Linked DNA regions of Homo sapiens: region 1 is linked to region 2. Evidence: chromatin loops called from intact Hi-C (ENCODE). Cell type or tissue: OCI-LY7. All regions are shown on one strand. Each heading gives the region's core, and the rest is flanking DNA. Links, peaks and the distances in the headings are about the cores only. Region 1 has its middle 73 kb from the start of OTOR. Region 2 has its middle 29 kb from the start of SNRPB2.

Evidence for each region. Hi-C counts contacts between places; a loop is a spot of excess contacts. Peaks named below come from ENCODE experiments on the same cell type or tissue, not always from the same donor. Only the 100,000 strongest peaks of a DNase experiment are listed, where the experiment ranks them.
Region 1: a loop joins it to region 2, with 4 times the contacts of the local background. A loop is called at or near these places in 2 of 110 quality-filtered maps.

Annotation. Positions count from the first base shown.
Region 1 is chr20:16,820,251-16,823,173 of GRCh38, reverse strand. No RefSeq gene overlaps it. Among named protein-coding and RNA genes, the nearest start is that of OTOR, 73 kb to the right of the region's middle. In OCI-LY7, for the core only: CTCF peaks have their summits at 1,288 and 1,487 (motif pointing right); a DNase peak (open chromatin) is centred at 1,513.
Region 2 is chr20:16,699,923-16,702,845 of GRCh38, reverse strand. No RefSeq gene overlaps it. Among named protein-coding and RNA genes, the nearest start is that of SNRPB2, 29 kb to the left of the region's middle. In OCI-LY7, for the core only: a CTCF peak has its summit at 1,357 (motif pointing left); a DNase peak (open chromatin) is centred at 1,365.

The sequences.
Region 1 (2,923 bases), core at 291-2,790, 120 kb before region 2:
CCATTTGCATGATAGATCTTTCTCCAGCCCTTTACTTTGAGCCTATTGGTGTCATTACATGTGAGATATGTCTCTTGAACACAGCAAACAGATGGATCTTGTTTTTTATCCAACTTGCCTCTCTGTGCCTTTTAAGTGGGGCATTTAAACCATTTACTTCAAGTTTAATACTGATATATGATTTTTTTTATCCTAACATGAAATTGTTAGATGGTTGCTTTATGGTTTCTATTGTATGGTTGCTTTGTAGGGTCTGTGAGTTATATACTTAAGTGTGTTTTTGTGATAGCACATATCATTCTTTTGTTTCCATGTTTAGAAATCACTTAAGGATCTCTTATAAGGCTGATCCAGTGGTAACAAATTCCCTTAGCACTTGATTGCCTGCAGAAGATTTTATTTCTCCTTCACATATGAAGCTTAGTTTAGTGCGATATGAAATTCTTGGTTGGAATTTTTTTCTTTAAGAATACTGACAATAGGCCCTCAATCTCTCCTTGCTTGTAAGGTTTCTGCTGAGAAGTTCATTGTTAGCCTAATGCAGTTCCCATTGTGTTTTATCTGCCCTTTTTCTCTAGCTACATTCAAGATTTTTTCTTTAGCATTGACCTCGGACAGTCTGGTAACTATATGCTTTGGTAATGTTCACTTTGTATGGTATCTCACAGGTGTTCTATGGATTTCTTGTATCTAGATTTTTATCTCTCTATAGCAAGATTAAGGAAATTTTCTTGTATTATTCTTTCAAATATGTTTTCTAGGTTGTTTACTTTTTCTCCTTCTCTCTCAGAGACAATTCATAGGTTTGGTCACTTTACATAATCCCATATTTCTCAAAGACTTCGTTTTTAAAAATTCTTTTTTTTCCATTTTTGTCTGACTCAGTTGAAAGACTGCTCTTCAAGCTCAGAAATTCTTTCTTCTGCTTGTTTATCGATAAATTCTTTCTTCTGCTAGTGTATTCATAAAGCTTCTAATTGTATCTTGAAATTCTTTAAGTGAGCTTTTTAATTTCAGAAGCTCTGGCTGATTTCTTTTTAAGGTGTTTATCTCTTCCTCCATTTCCTGGATTTTAGAGGTTTCTTTGTGTTGATTTTCAACATTGTCATAGATCTCATGGAGCTTCCTTGCAATTCATGCTTTGAATTCTTTACCTGTCATCTCTAAGTTTCCACTTTGGTTAGGGACCGTTGTTGGAGGGCTAGTGGCATCCTTTGGTGGTGCCATTTCATTCAGATTTTTCATGGTGCTAGAATTCTTGAGCTGGTTCCTTCTCATCTGGAGATGCTGGTATTCTAATTTTTGTAATTATTTTGGCACAGGTAGGACTTTTTCTTTTATTTCCTATATTTTTTTTTATTTCCCTTTACTTTAACCCCCCACCCCCGACCAGGGGCTGTGACTGTAGAGAATGCTGGATAGGGTCTTTTTTTCTGCTTCTATAGCCCCGTGGATTTCTTTTGGCAGGTTTTATATCAGGCTGTGCAGTTCAGCTTACCAGCCAGTAGATGGCGTTCCTGGGTAAGAGCTGGATGCGGCCATTGCTGCTGGGCATATACTTGATCCTTATTTACTGGGAGAAGCTCTCCCTTGCCTTAGCCCTAGATGGGCTTGGGGCAAGATGGGAGGGGCTGGACCAGACTGTGCAGGCCTGCCTACACGTCCCACATGGCAGGCACAAACACCAGTGCCGAGCGAGAATCCAAGCACCCAGAGGTGTGTCTAGATAAGTCATCCAGTTTAAAAAGGAAACAAACAAAAAAAACCATGAATCATGTGAGATGGACAATCTTTCATTTCATGGTTTCTAGGATATTCTCTAGCCTTGATCAGTGAACTGACCAAGGCAGGTTACTTATTGGCGTCAAGTATGTATGAGTGTGTTGGGTGTACATTAACGCATCTTGATTGTGTCATCCAGTCATACTGGTGTGCACACAGGCAAGAGTAAAAGCTAAGGCAACCAGCTCAATACCCTACAGCACCTGCAGAGGCAAGAACAGTGACCCAGGAGTCAGAAGACCCAGAGTTCCAGTCTTGACCCATTGCTACACCTACTCGCCATGTGACCTTGAACAAATCCCTTGAAAAAAAGCAAGGCTCACTTTATTCAACATCAGGTCAATGACCCTTTAAATTATGAATGGTCCAATTGCATCCTAAAGAGACGTGGTATGATTTTAGAGCTGTCCTACCTTAGGAGCAAGTAAGTGGGGCATTTATTCCCCACCTCCTATCCATAATTAGCTGAGAGCCCCTTCGGCAAGCATTGGTACCTAGCTTTTCCAGCCTGACCTTTGAGTGATCTGAGAAAAATATTGTGGCCAGAAAAAAACTCTCAGGTGTTCTTCAATTAAGTCAAGAGAATAATTCTTTTAATGATTATTATATGGTTACTATAAGATTAAGCCATAGGACATGAGAGTACACAGAAATGTGTTTATCCAGAGCTAAACAATAGTATATTACATGACACCTTAGTCTGAAGTGTCACTAGTATTTATAACCCAGGTGTAAGTCTGTATAAGAGAATAAAGATAATCACAAGTTCTTTGCTACTCTGGCCATTAATAGGTCAAGTCTCATTTCCCTCTCTTTGAATCTGGGCTGCTCTTATGATTTGCTTGACCAATAGAGTGTGGTGAAATTGATGTCCTAGGACTTATGAGCTAGGTCATAAGAAACCCTGCATCTTTTATCCAGGGTTTATAAGAGTATAAGATATGCTCTTATACTGCAATTTATCTCCTGTTAGAGTGCTCACTCTGGGAGCCCTGGACCACCATGGGAGAAATATGACTAGCCTGAGGTCACTTTTTTGGAGATGTCACATGTAGGTTCTCCATTCTAGGGTCCCAGGTGATCTCAGCTTTCCAAGGTGCGAGATACATGAGTCATGAGTGAAGCCGTCTCAGACCCTCCA
Region 2 (2,923 bases), core at 307-2,806:
AGGTTGTGGTGAACTGAGATCGTGCCACTGCACTCCAGCCTGGGCAACAGAGTAAGACTCCATCTCAAAAAAAAAAAAACAAAAAACTGAAGATTAAAATTGAATTAAAAGGAATATCAGTTTTAAGGAAGAGTTGGGACCAAACAAAGTGCTTGGTTGCAGATGCAAAATTGGATGATAAAAGTATAAATAGTAAATCATAGTAGATATTTGGACATCCATGTTCACAGCAGCATTATTCATGACAGTCAAAAGGTAGAAGTAACCCAAGTGTCCGCTGACAGAGGAATGAACAAACAGAATGGGCCATGTGCATACAATAGAATGTTATCCAGTCTTATAAAGAAAGAAATTCTAACACATGCTACAACACAGATGGACCTTAAAGATACTATACTAAGTGAATAAGCCAGTCACAAAAAGGATAAACACTATATAATTCTGCTTAGATGAGGTACCTAGAGTAGTCAAATTCATAGACACAGTAGACAGAATGGTGGTTACTAAGTATGTGGGGGAGGGGAATGGAACGTTCTTGTGTAATGGGTAATGGGAGTTTCAATTTGAGATGATAAAAGCAGTTTTGGGGATGGGTGGTGTTGATGGTTGTACAATAGTGTGAATGTACTTAATGACACTGAATTGTACACTCGGTAATGGTTAAAATGGTAAATTTTGTTATGTGTTTTACCATAATTTTTAAAAAATCAAAATGATGAGTTTGTTTCTTGGGGGAAGGGAAATAGGGGACTCTGATTAGGATGGGATGCATCAGAAAGGTGCTAGGGTTCTTAGTGAGGTTCTGTCCCTTGATCTGGCTGTTTGCACAGGTATTGCCTTATAAAACTTCATGATTTTCTGGTATCTATGTTTTATTTTATAGTAAAAGGGCTTTTTAAAATAAAAGAATCAAGCCAGGTGCAGTGGCTCACACCTGTAATCCCAACACTTTGGGAGGCCAAGGTAGGCAGATCACCTGAGGTCAGGAGACCAGCCGGGCCAACATGGTGAAACCCCATCTCTACTAAAAATACAAAAAATTAGCTGGGTGTAGTGATGCATGCCTATAGTCCCAGCTAACTTGGGAGGCTGAGGCAGGAGAATTTCTTGAACCTGGGAGGCGGAGGTTGCAGTGAGCCGAGATTGTGCCACTGCACTCCAGCCTGGGTGACACAGCGAGACTCCGTCTCAGAAAAATAAATTAATTAATTAAATTAAAAATTAAAAAAATTAAAGAATCACATATGAAACACTCAGAATTGTGCTTGGCACGTAGAAACCCCTAAACTATTGCTATTATTACATATTCTTCCTGCCTCTCTTATCCATCTGCACTGCCACCATGTGGCATGATGGTCTACCCACAGGTAGCACCAGGACCCAACTGCTGGATGTGATGATAACACTTAATCCAGAGAGGCTACAAGACCAACCTGAAGGCCAAGAGTCCAATGGAAGAGGCAAAACCACTAGGCCTGCCCTAAGTGCAGAAAGATGTGGTCACAACCAGGGTGCCTTCTTGAAGAGGCCAGGCCTATCTTGAACAGGGAGTGCCTGGGTTCATCTCCACGCTACATTTCATTCTGTTTTAGCCCTTCATGCTCAGCTTGGTTCTATGTGCATGAAAATTGATGACCAATATGATGTGAAGCTAATAATTAATCGTTCAGATTATAATTACTGGAGGCATCAAAGCAAAAGAAAGCAGCCTGGGAGGATGAATGAGGTTTGGAGAGGCAAATGGAAGACTGAAAGCACATGGCTTTCCAGGAGCCAAGAGAGAGAAGTCTGGGCTGGCACCTTGTGTCTGGGTGAAAAGACAGGCTGAAGCCAGAGAGAACCATTAGGAAAGCAGTGGGAAATCAGGTTCGACAGGTCACCAGGAGCCAGGTGAGGGACGGCCTTGGAGTCAGACAGAGAGAGATGCACATTTGAGATGTGTAGGAAACCGGGGCCAGGAATGTCATTGAGCAGAGGAAATTAAAGGACTTATTCTATCAGTAACCTGCAAGGGAGATGGAAGGGGTTGGGGGCCTGGAGGCTGCTGCAGCAAATACCCTGACATTAGGGAATTCTGGACATTGTGAGACACAGGGAGATTTGATTTGAAAGGAAAATCAACAGAACTTGATACCTAACTAGATATGGGGAAGGAGAGGCAAAAACCACCTTTAAATGGAAATAAGGAAGACGGCGTGGTGTCTTTCATAAGGACAGCTTCTCAGATTATTTTCTAGGTTCTAGATGGTCTCAACCTTGGCTGCACCATTGAATCACCTGGGGATCTTGTTAAAACACAGATTGATTCCGTGAATCTGGGGTGAAATTCCGTATTTTTAACAAGTACTCAGGGATGCTGATGCTGCTGGCCTACAGATCGACCATACTTTGAGTATCAAGGTTTCAAAATTTCCAACTTGACTGTGCATGAGACTCTCCTGGAGAGTCTTTAAAAATCCAAATACCCAGGCCAGGCCACTGAAATCAGAATCTATAGGGTAGTGGATACAGGCATGAGGTTTTCTAAAACTCTCCAGGAGATTCACGTGCACAGCCTAGGTTCACATCAGCTTTAGACTCTCTCACTTTCAGAGGTTAAAGAACATATTTTAGTCTTCAAAGGTTTCTCGAATAGGGAAATGACTTTCCTAAGATTCTTTTTGGAGTAGTTCAATATTTAGCCTTTTTAAACCTGTGTGCACCCAATAATCAACTGCAAAAATCAAATTGTCCCTTAAGATGCAAGGTACTGAAGCAAAATAACTGGCAGTAGATCTTTAGTGCTACTGCAGTGAGAATGTTTTTTTAACTGCATATTGGGAGACATCTTGCAACGCCTGCAAATACTGGCGATTTATGAGCACGAGTGCGCAGTGCCGAAGTTGCTGAATTGCCTCAGCTCATCAAAGAAGCTTCTCTGAGA